Regions from separate parts of the Homo sapiens genome. Here region 2 is linked to region 1. Evidence: chromatin contacts called from ENCODE Hi-C data. All regions are on one chromosome and are shown on one strand. Each heading gives the region's core, a stretch centred on a gene start or an enhancer-like site at or near the end of the contact. The rest is flanking DNA. Distances are from core to core; before and after follow the strand shown.

Evidence for each region. Hi-C counts contacts between places; a loop is a spot of excess contacts on that map. Pooled maps may share reads with other maps.
Region 2: a map with no recorded cell type shows a loop between it and region 1 (32-fold over the local background). The contact joins two enhancer-like sites. A Hi-C loop is called at or near these places in 3 of 37 single-sample maps with no recorded cell type and 3 of 50 pooled maps.

What each region holds. Positions count from the first base shown.
Region 1 is chr10:74,582,392-74,588,336 of GRCh38, forward strand. The region is part of intron 7 of ADK (adenosine kinase); the gene reads left to right. Among named protein-coding and RNA genes, the nearest start is that of ADK-AS1, 56 kb to the left of the region's middle. RefSeq lists an enhancer at 3,133-3,302. Within about 2 kb of position 3,205, at least 13 of the 41 ENCODE cell types and tissues checked have a DNase peak (open chromatin) inside an H3K27ac peak, as active enhancers do.
Region 2 is chr10:75,609,343-75,615,287 of GRCh38, forward strand. All of the region lies in intron 2 of LRMDA (leucine rich melanocyte differentiation associated), which reads left to right. Among named protein-coding and RNA genes, the nearest start is that of MIR606, 60 kb to the left of the region's middle. Within about 2 kb of position 3,654, at least 6 of the 41 ENCODE cell types and tissues checked have a DNase peak (open chromatin) inside an H3K27ac peak, as active enhancers do.

The DNA.
Region 1 (5,945 bases), core at 1,955-4,454:
CTTTCTTCTTGTTCTTTAATACTAAAAACTTGGGTTGTTCTGAAAGAAATTAGTCTAAGTAGCTTGTCTGTCTTACGTTTTGATGAAGCACTTTTTCCTAACTTAATTTGTTCTTTAGTTACCAGATTAAATATGCTTAAAAGTGGGAATGAACAACTCTCCTTGCTAGAATAGACAAGTCAGTTAATCACTTTGTGAAACAGTTAAGTTTCTTGTAAACTGCACTTTATTTTTTTGCCTGTGTTTTGGCTGCTTAATTTTTTTCAGTTATGTTTATTGAGGTATAATTTATATACTGTTTATCTAATTTTTATTATAAACCTATTGGATAGAGGCATGAGTGTCTTTATAGCTGTGCATTGCCCCATAGAGTTTTTGGCACTCAATAAAATGTTAAATAATATTTTTATTCAGCATTCTGTAGACGGGAAGCATATGGTAACAAATGTCAGAGCACAGGTTGAAAATCTCCAAAAAGTTATATGATATATTCTTTGGAAAAGCTAGTAGAGATACTTTTGTGAATGAAATTTCTCTTAAAAGGGGTTCCCAGACTCACATTTTATGCAACAAATTTCTCCAGCCTTCAGTTACTTTATTTACAAATTAAAGTTTTTCCTTATCAGAAATAATGCATAAGTTAAAATAGTATAATACTAACGTGGTATCATAAGAAAGTATATAAATGGTTTGATAGATAACATAAAGTAAAGGTAACTCATAGTTTGAAGGACAGCATGAGAAAATATTTAGAAGCTTTAGCAGTATAAGTCTTTATGTTGTGATATATTGTATGAAAAGAAATACACAGTGGATAGTTCTTTATTGTTAAATTTCAGCATGACTTAGTTATGTCACTGCTACAGCTGTTGCAGACATTCTAGTGGTAGGAGACTTTGACTCAATATTGTTTTTCTCACCTGAGGATTCTAGCACTATTTAATACTCTTATTTTAGTGTCAGAAACAATCATTGCTTCAGAATAACAGAAGACATTGTGAATTAAAACTTCAAATAAATTTCATGCAAAGGATAATATCTCCCGGTTAATCTGTGTTGAAGAAATGGTTGACCATAATCAGGTATACAAAGCCATTTAGATAGCATATATCTAAATTTTCTTTCCAGAATTTGCTTACCCTCTGATTTGCTGACCACACTTGCTTTGAAGTTTTGGTTTTTGTTGTCTTGCTATGTTGCCCAGGCATGTCTCAAATTCCTGGACACAAGCAATCCTCCCACCTCAGCCTCCCAAAATGTTGGGATTACAGGCATGAGCCACTGCACCTGGCCACTTTGAAGTTTTTATTAACATAATTTGAATGTGAAATTACCTGAGTTTTTCTTGTTAACCTCATGTATAAAATGTGGGATAGGGAATCCAGGCACTGCTTACTTAGCTTGGTGCCTCTGGCTCTCATAAGACTTTTAATAAAGGTGTCAACCAGGTTTGTAGTCATCTTGCTGCTCAGCTAGGGGAGGATCTTCTTCCAAGCCCACTCATGTCCGGTCACAGCCCTCAGATCCTCACTGGTTATTGATCATGCACCACTCCATAGTCCTCACAACATTGCAACTTATTTCTCCTAGAGCGAGGGCTCAGAGAGAGAAGGCTTGTGATCAAGAAGATGAACAAAACATACCATCACTTTTGTCATATATTTGTTAAAGCAAGTCACTAGGTCTAGAGCACATTCAAGGGGAGGAGAATGTACAAGGATTTGAATACCAGGTTCAAGGATCATTGAAAACCATTTTGAAGACTGCCTCCTACACATATAATCCACAGATGGGACAGATCATTAAAGTACTCTAGGTGCTCTGACACTCATTTGTTTATCCTGAGATCTTAACAAGAACTTGAATTCAATAGGCAAAATGATTTCAGTTTCACATAAAGTATTTCATTTATTCCTAGCAACAATGCAACGAAATAGGTATGGTTAACCCCAATGTTATTGATGAAGAAATTGATGTACTGAGTGACTGGCTCAAGATTACATAGCAAATAATTTGTAAAACTGGGACCTTAGTGTAGGCCTTTTGATTCTAGACCCTGTACTCTTTCCATTGGCTATAATTGCTTCCTACCAGTACTATGTTGCACTTAAAGCCATTCAAGGAGAATATTATACCTCTAAATTTATATACAATTATATGAATTTTTATTATACAGAGATTTTTATACATATATGTAGAGAAAGACAGACACCCCCCTGTCTTAATCTCTAACCTATACCACTCCGTTTAGGAGTTATAGTATTATTGAGTCAAAGTCTAATATCATTATAAGGCCTGTAACAGCTGTAGCAATGACACACATGTACACAGATGCTAGCAGCCTAAAACTACACTTAGGAGGTAAATGTTTGTTGCATGGAGAGATGAAGAAGCAAAGTAAGAAAACAGACCTGGTCTGGTGGCTCCATTCCCCCTTGGCTTGTCAGTATACAGAAATCATTGTGTTTCTATATAACTAGTAACAAATAATTGGAATTGCAGTGAGTATGGGCAAGTTATGGTTTTAGTTTAATATTGATTATAGATAATTCTACTTTATAAGTAAGAACTTGTGTTATCAGATGAAATATAGAGAAAGTTTTCTCCTCCATAGTTGTCTTTCATATACGCAAACATGCACTTGAGTTTCTTTCCTTTCCTGCATAATCTGAGGATTGTGCTTTTTAATAGTGGCTTGCTGATCCCTTTAAATAGCTCTTAATGTAAGTATTCCATAGTTTTCATTAATCTGATTAACATAGTTTTTCCCTAACCTCCATTCAAAAACTATATTTGGTTGTTGTTTTACCCTGGTTGCTGAAGCAGCAAGCCTACTGCAAAACCTAAGTGGTGTGGTATAGATGAGAGTCTAAGACTTTAATTATATGTCATTTTATTCACAACACTCAATTCCAGGAAGGAAAAAATGGGTCTGTTTTTGTAAAGGACATATTATGTGAGTATCATTCATTGTAAACCAAAAATGATACTGTATTATAGCATAGACAACAATGAGAACTGATTCTGAAAATGTGACCTGACTGAGAAACTGAGTAATAGTGAAAGTTATCAAAATGGAAAAAAAGCGTTAATGTGAAATCCAGCCTTCTCAGAAATACTCTTTCCTGGCCTGTTTAGTTTTGCTTTTGTTGCTTGTCATGCATGAATGAAAGTGCTGTACTCTCAGGGGAGCAGGAAAGCCTCTGTGTCGGTTGTTTATTTCCTTAATCCCTCCTCCTTTGTGATTTTTGATGTCAGATCTAAAATGGAAAGCCTGTAAATATAATGATTATCACACGGATAATCACCTGCATTAGGAACCGCCCTGCTTTTCTATTCTAACCCGAGCTGTTCTCCACATGTCACATCCACTCTGTGGTTGGATTTTAACCTGACTGCTTCATTAGATTTGTGAAACTCAGTACGAGGCGCCCTGGGGCAGCACAGATGGGGACTTGCTTGTTTTCTTTTCTCACTTTTACTGCAAAGGCACACTAAAAAGTCCTTTTCAATTTAGTGCGATCAGTTCACTTGGAATTATCTCTGATATTTGGAACCTGTCTTGCTCTTCTGCCCACCAACTATGCCTATTCTTTCTTCCTTACTTTCTGACCTAATGTCTTTTCTTTCTGCCTCTGCATGTCATGAATCTGACAACTAAAATTCTGCTTACAATTCTTACTGGGTCAAACTGTTCCCCCGTGTTGTTTTGTTTGTTTTGCTGACAGGGAAAAATAAATGTTGTTCCATCATTGTACCTACAAACACCTTCAGATCAGAGGTTAGCTGTGGGAAAGTCTGCAGTGATATGAGCCAGCTGCCTTCTCTAATGGAGTGACTTGGGGCACCAGTCCAAGATCAGAGGAAGGTGGGAGGAAGTCAGAAGATAAGATCATTTTAAGCCACAGAACAACAAGCTTAGCTTTTCTAGTGATAGGGCACAGCTCAGCAAACCTGTGTGAGGGGGCACTAAGACAAAAAATTGAGTTGACTTTTTTTAAGTACATCTTTCCTCAGTCAGAAATATGTTGATGCTTGAAATAGTTTACAGACATGGAAGTGTCCTAGGGCCTGGTTTCCTTAAAAGATAATGATTTGACATTTATATATGTGTCTTCTTGCAGTTAGTCAGCTCCATACCATAACAGATCACAGTTAATTTTTAAAAATAATTTTTTTGGGCTGGGCATAGTAACTCATACCTGTAATCCCAGAACTTTGGAAGGCCAAGGCAGGTGGATCACCTGAGGTCAGGAGTTCGAGACCAGCCTGATCAATATGGTGAAACCCCCATCTCTGCTAAAAATACAAAATTAGCTGGGCATGGTGGCACACACCTGTAGTTCCAGCTACTCGGGAGGCTGAGGCAGGAGAATACCTTTAACCCAGGAGGCGGAGGTTGCAATGAGCTGAGATCGCACCACTGCACTCCAGCCAGGGCTACAAGAGCAAAGCTCTGTCTCAAAAAAAAAAAAAAATATATATGTATATATATACACACACACATATTTATATACACATATATATACATATACACACACATAAATTTTTTACAGTTAATTTCTTATATTTGAGCAAAACTGGACATTAAAAAAATTTTACTGTATGTGAATTTTGAGCATTTATGGCTTAGTGCAATTTTAGTCCTACACATTCTTCCTTTGAACTTTGTCTTACAGTCCCCTGGGGTTCTCTCATGTCTCTGATGAAGTTCCATATAAATAAGTGGTTCTAGTATAGCTTTTTTGTTGTCTTTTTCATATAAGAATTTGCTTGGTTCAGAGTGACAGCTTGGGAAGCACTACATCAATAGCTTTTGAACCTTTTCCTATTCCTTGATATCACCGCCAGCAAATGTTACTGACTATGTGATGTACAAAGTTCTAACCTTGCTTGCACAAATTGACCAGTTGTCAAGATCAATATTTATTTGCTTATTTTTGTCTACATGAACTAAGGGTAACTTGGTCAGGCTTATGTTTCTCTAGTAAATAGCGTAAGGAGTTGTACTTTCAACTTAACACTTCCTGTTGACTTCAGTGTTTAGCTGTAATCATACATTTTGACCTTTCTAAATCCTCAAAATGGTTCTCTAACCTATATGTTATTAGTACATTGGACCATAGGTGCATACATGTATTTTTTTCCCAATGTTTTCCCAAATTTCTGCTGAAGACACTGACTGTACTTTCTGCCTTACATGGCTTGATGCTACAGTCGTTTTAGTTGAGTTGGATCTGCTCACTACTCAGGCTCAAATCCCATCCTTCTATTAATATCTCTTGGCAAAGATAATTTTGGAAGAATGTGAGTTAAGATGTAGAGACTCTTGACAGTTGTCTGCAGTTTTTTTTTTTTTTCATTTTCAAGAGGGAAGTAGAGTTGAAAAGTAATATTGCCTCCCTTTTCTATCTGTCCTAAAATTAAAGTATAAGCACAAAGAGTGAAGAAAGGGAAAGGATTTGATTACACATATGTATTTTTGTCATTTAGTAACCTGTTATAAGAGCCTTAGGGTATATAATAATCATTAGATTGTGTCCTTAAGATATTTAAAATCTAGAAGAACTTTGCATATTAAAATTTTTTAACCATACATATTTTTAATGCTCAACTGTTTTTACCCTGTCATCTTATATTAAAGAGGATTTTTGGACTGTTTATTATAAAAAATTTCAAACAAAAAAGGAGACATTGGACCCCTACATAGCACATACATCTAGATTTAACACTTGTTAACATTTTGCCACTTTTGCTTCATTTTAATTTTTTTCTGCAGTATTCTAAAATAAATTACATATATCATGACATTTCATTTCTAAATACCTCAGGATTCATCTTAAGAATTAAGGACTTTTAAAATCAAACTGATAATTCCTAATATTACCTAATTTTCATTTCAGATTCAAATTTCTCCCCTTGTCCCAAAAATGTCTTTTATAGCT
Region 2 (5,945 bases), core at 2,404-4,903, 1.0 Mb after region 1:
GTCAATGGCAATTAATTGGAACTTAAAACTCTAGTTTTTGAAAGTGACGTTTAAGAAATAATCACCAATGAGCTTCATTTGAACAATATCTGTGGCCATACCATTGTCCATTGGCCTTCCTAGTGGTCAATCTCTGCTCTCCAGCACCTACTTCTAGAAGGAGTAAATGTGGCATCTTGGGCGAATTCAGCATCTTTCCCCTTTTAAGAAAATTGATTAAGTTGATGTAAGCATTTCATTTTCTTAAAAAGTTGCAAAATTAGAATAAAATACTTTGCCAGGTGGTAAGCATTGTGGACAGGTGTAGTGCATTGGAAGGAGCCCTAGCCTGGGCGAGCTGAGAAGCCCTGAGTGTGTGCTATGATGAGTCTTGCAATTACAGAGCATGATGTGAGCCTCAGGTGGAACCAGGCTGCGATATGCGTGCTCTGTGTGGTCCTGTTGTGGGAGCAGGCATCCACAGTCACCCTTTTTGCCCAGAAGGTCTTCAGTAGGCAGGGATGTAGTCTCCCTAGTGAGAAGAAGAGGCTGTTAGACTTTATTGGCCCAATAAGGGAAAGAATGCCCAGTCTCCAGGACTTGGCCCAAGTGTGGCACATCCCAAAGATCTCAGACCTACACTAGAAGCTTTTCTAGGTGGAGTGTATAGTATATTCTAGGACTGCAAAATCCTGCTAACTTGGACAAACTGGGTAAATTACAGCTTCCGAACTGGTGAACATACTTAATTTTTTAAAAAAGAAATACAGCTTTATCACTTAAAAAATTGTGATAGGATACATGTAACATAAAATTTGCCATTGTAACCATTTGAAAGTGCCATGATTCAGTGGCATTTAGTACATTCACAAGGTGGTGCAACTGTCACCACTATTTAGTTCCAGCTTTATCACTTTTAAGTATAGAAAATATTTTGAAATAACTGGCAAATTCTTTCTATTGAGAAGTAGTCCTCATTAATACTCATGTAGACACAGACACACACCACACCTCCCACATCCCTCACCACAAACACACACCCCACACACATCATACACCCCCACATACAACATACACACCATTCCTCCTCATACTTCCCTACACCCCACATGTACACACAGCACTCCCTGACACCACATAGACAAACACATACCACACCCCCACATACACACACACACCACACATACACTCATGTATGTAAATATACAAAGTACAGTATATTAATTTTATAGTCTCATCGTGGCCAGAAGGACCTTAGAGAGTCTCTGTCCAACTCCATGGATGAGGGAACTGTGATCATGGCCAGAGACTTTATGGGACTGGCCCATGTTCGGGTGGCAGAGGCAGGCCCAGGTTCCCCAGTCCTGACACAATGTATTTTCTTTAATGTCTTTATAATAGGCAATACATGTTCCCTAAAATGTATTGTTGAACTGAAACCTTTAAGAATCATTTATTCTCTTTGTATGAATGTTTTTCCCTCAAGTCTTGTTTACATTGTGAGCTTTCATAGCAAACCCTTTCTTTGGCCCAACGTAGGCTAAATTTTACCGCAAATTCCAAATGATGGGAGTCGTAAATTTTTCTTTTTCCTGAGTTGGCCTTGTTCTGGTGGAAACTTAATGTGTGTGGAGTAATGAACTATTCTGCTGAGGGGAGGTGGACTTGGGTGACAGCATGCCTCTACTCTTACAGGGTTTGGGGTGGTATGAGGTTGGGGACAGGGAAGGCTGCTGCAGAGGCTGGAGCTGGTGGGGCACTCAGACAGGGGGAGCACAGGGTGAGAGGGGCAAGGACCCCTAGAGAGAAGCCCTGCCTCTTTGGTGTCCTTTGGAGGCAGAAGGTAGGCATTAGGAGTGATGATCTGGACAGGTCCTGTGTAGCTGGGCGTTTGTGGAGGCAAGTGCAGCCCTGATCTACTCTCAGTTGTTGGACAATGGCATGGGCTTGTAAAGTCGATCTGTGAGCAGGACCTTGATCGGAGTCCACAGTGGGTGTGTAGCTGCCAGTGCTTGACTCTGGTTTCATTTCCTTTTTATTGTAATAAAATTTACCATTCAAACTATTTTTAAGTGTACAGCTCTGTGGCATTACCCGCATTCACATTGCTGTGTAACCGTTACAACCATCCATCTCCAGAACTGTTTTCATCTTCTCAAGCCAAAACTCCATACCCATTAAATAGCCACTTGCTATTTCCCCACTCCCCTCCTCCCCTCAGCCCCAGGCAGCCTCCATTCCACTTCCTGTCTCTGTGAGTTTGACTACTCTAAGTTATCTCATATGAATGGATGCATACAGGACTTTTGTCCTTTTGTGACTGGCTTACTTCTGTTTTCTTAACATGACTTTATCAGCAGCTAGCCCATACAGTGCTTCTGGGAGAAGTAGAGAAATGTGCTCCCCTTCTCTGGGTGGATGTAACCCCTGGCCAGAAATTGAGCTTGGCAAGCACAGTATAGGTTGGATTTCAGTCTCCACCTGTCCTTTTGGCCAAATGCCGTCAGCTAGTGCACAACCTGAACAACTGTTCGACTTGGTCCTGTGTATCAGGCCTGCAAAAGGAGATTTCCTCTTGCCCTGGAGCCCCTGGCTGGGTGTCCTCCCTGTTGATACTTTTTTGGTCCCCTTCTCCTATTCCCCAGTTCCCTCTGCTGCCTTAAGGTTCAGTTTTGTTGATTTGCCCCAGACTGGGACCTCCAGAGAATAAAAGGCCAACAGAAAAGGTGAATGGGGTTTCTAGAACAATATAACTCATTCAAATGCCATTTAGTGTGGGCTAGGTACGAATGACTTATGTGGATTAGATTTCCTTTGGAAATACCCAGGGGGTTAAAAATTAAGAGGAGAAGTGTGTAGAAAAATAAGTGCGAGGTTTTACTTATGCAGTGCCTTTGAAGACTAGTTGAAATATTTAGCAAACTGAAAATGCAGCTGGTTGAATGTGCTCTGAACCGTGCTGGGCCCTTTAGCCTACCTCTTTTAATAAACTAGTGGCTGAATTGAAAGCAATCTAGGCAATAATGAATATTCTTATAAATCTCTCTGGTTGAGAAACTCTAAAAATATAGCCAGATCCCAAGCAGTACCTATTTCCTCTTAATTCTACTATAATACTTGAATGATCTTTTATAAGACATTAAACTTTAATTGATGCCATTTTACTAAGCAGATTTTAAAAGCAGCAATGTCAGTAATTGAACTGATCAAGATGACTTTTGTTTATTATGTATGATGTGGAAAGAGGCTTTTATAAAATGTTATTTTTGTTCTGATTTCCAAAGAGTTTGCTTATTTATTTACTTATTTTATTTATATATTTATATATTTGTATATATAAATATATAAAAATATATTTTTGAGTAGTGGATTTAGAGAGGCAATAGTGTGGATAAGAACTGATAAGCACAGATTTTCATGCCCTCTCACTGTGAAAGTATTAGAGAAAATATTGATGCAGAACAAGGAAAAAACTGTGTAAAATAAAGTGTAAAATGAAAAAAAAAACCTGGGTAAAATAATCTAGTGGAGACATTTTTCAAAGTATTAACTTTGGTGGGGAAAAAAAAATGGAAGGTTGAGATTTTGCTCATGTCAAAAGACTTGGCCCAGCCTTTCAACTTTGCTATTGCTTTCGTTGGTTTGCTGTGCTAAGAGCATTACTCAAACGTATGCTATTGTGGTTGAACTTCTTCTTTATCCTTCCTTCTTTTGACGTTCCTGGGCAAGGCTGTCTTCACTCAGGACAGGCATGTTACACAGTGGGGAAAACTGTAGACTTGAAAACCTTGCCAATTTTTTTTTTTTTGTAGCAGTTAACTGTGGCTCAGGATTAAACAGTAAGAGCACTATCTGGCTTTCTTCCTCTTTTCTTCCACAATCCCCCCCACTTCCTCCTGAGTTTGGTCATTAGTTTTGCTGCCTTTGGAGTTTTAAAAAGTTGGATTGTTTCTCTGTTATAAAAATAACACATACATCAGACTTGCAGATAGCTACTAGCCAAGAAAAGAGGCATTTTAGGGGCAGTGAGGGATAGGGGTGGAGACCAGGCAATGAGTGGTGTCCTAAGAAACGGAGAGGATGGAGGGGAACATTGTTGTGTGGACTGGTACACTTAAAATATTTATGGATCAGACAGTATCTCTAAATCTCTGTCCTCCTTATCTGCACATCACTCTCGCTTTTTTCATCCCTACCCCTGGGGCAGCTGTCTCATTTTCTAGGTAAAGAAAACCAAGAGGATTCTGCAGCACCTTTAGGTGTGATTGCTAATGGTATGGTGTTTGCAGAGTTCTCCAGGTTTCATCTTGTTTTTTCACAAAAACAAGATTTCTTATGCAAAATGGGTCACCAAACAATTTCTCCAGAGCAACAGCCAGTGTTTCGTGCAGGGGAGATGTTAGCAAACCACTGACATATGGATGTGATCTCTGTTACTTTGACCAGATTCGGTTTCTACAGAGTACGTGAGAAGGGAAGATAAATTTTGTCCTAGTAATACTATAGCGACTCATAAATAAATGGTTACCCTTTGGTGCTTGCAGTTTTCATTAAAGCCGCCTGAGCTTTGTTATTGACACCATAGGTTGCCTATTCAGGGAAATGCAGTAAAATTTATCAGTATGCTTTCTGCACCTAATAAATCATCCAAACAGGGAACCATATGGCAGATAAGACCTTGAAAATGTGGCTTCAGCATGTGAGGAGTCAAGTTGCTGAAATCTTGAATGATTACAGCCTGCACATTTTCTCCTGGAATATCTTATAGTTATTTTACATGCCATTTTCTTGTTCACCCTATCACCCCTTTGTCTCTCTCCCTCTCTCGTTCTTTCTCACTCTTCCCTCTCTTACTTTCCTCTAGCACCATCCTTTTCTGGCCATTCTTTCTCACTCTTTGTTTTTCTTTTGGGTGGAGGTCTGGCTGTGATTTCAGCTTTAAAATAAGCATCCAGAGCAGATAAGACGTTTTTATAATGCCTTGCTGGTAGGAGGAAGAGGGGCAGGGAGGAGCAGAGACTGACGGGAAGGGATGATGTATGTGGCGGCTGTGTCCCCACTCTCCTCCAGCCCATTGTCATTAATCACGGCCATTAGTTTTTTTCAGAGCTGCCTTGTCTGCACAGTGCCTCAGAAAAGCCATTGTTTTTTCATGCCACAGACTAGGGAAGAAAAGGGAAGAAAGAAACCCCAGTACTCTTTTTCTCCCCTCTCATTCTGCCTCCAGAATCTCCCTGCTCTCCTGCTATCTCTCTGCTCCTCTATCCCAGCCCAACTTCCTTTCCTCTTCCTAGAAGGGATGGTGGAGAGGAGAGGGGGCACTTCAGTCCCTGTGTTTATATATTTATCTGACAACACAACATGGGCACACAGTTGTGATGCATGCACTGAATAATAGCTGTGTTACTCATGATGCACTGTTTAATATACAAGGAGGTTTTGTGGATATCAGTGGTGTTTGTTTTTTTTTTTTCCTTCTCTTTTGGAATCCTGGACTGGATATCCTTGTTATAACCTGAGGACACCAGCAAGATAGGAGGCATGTGCCCATTGTGGAACATCTGTGTTCAGTGGCTGGAAAAGAGGAGGCTGGCTTCTCCCTGGGGAGATGGAGTTAGGTGCTCACCAAGCCTAGACCATGTCTTGGGGACTCCCTCACTGCTAAGTGGGGCATTTCAAGAACAGCCATGGCTTATGATCAGTTGACTCTGCCCAGTCAACTTGGGTGACTCTTGGTGTTTAACGAAGGATGTGGCCATTGTCCTTTCTCTCATCTCTGCTAATTAAAGACTTGGGCTTGAGGAAAGAGACCTTGAAGACTGCAGTGGTTTTCTAGCTCTCAATGACAAATCATAACTGAGTCATTATGTGTGATATCTGACTGCTCAAGATACTAATGTCTTTAAAAATACCCATAGTGTTTTGTAAAATGTGACAGCCAACATCAAAACAAGACCACATACAGG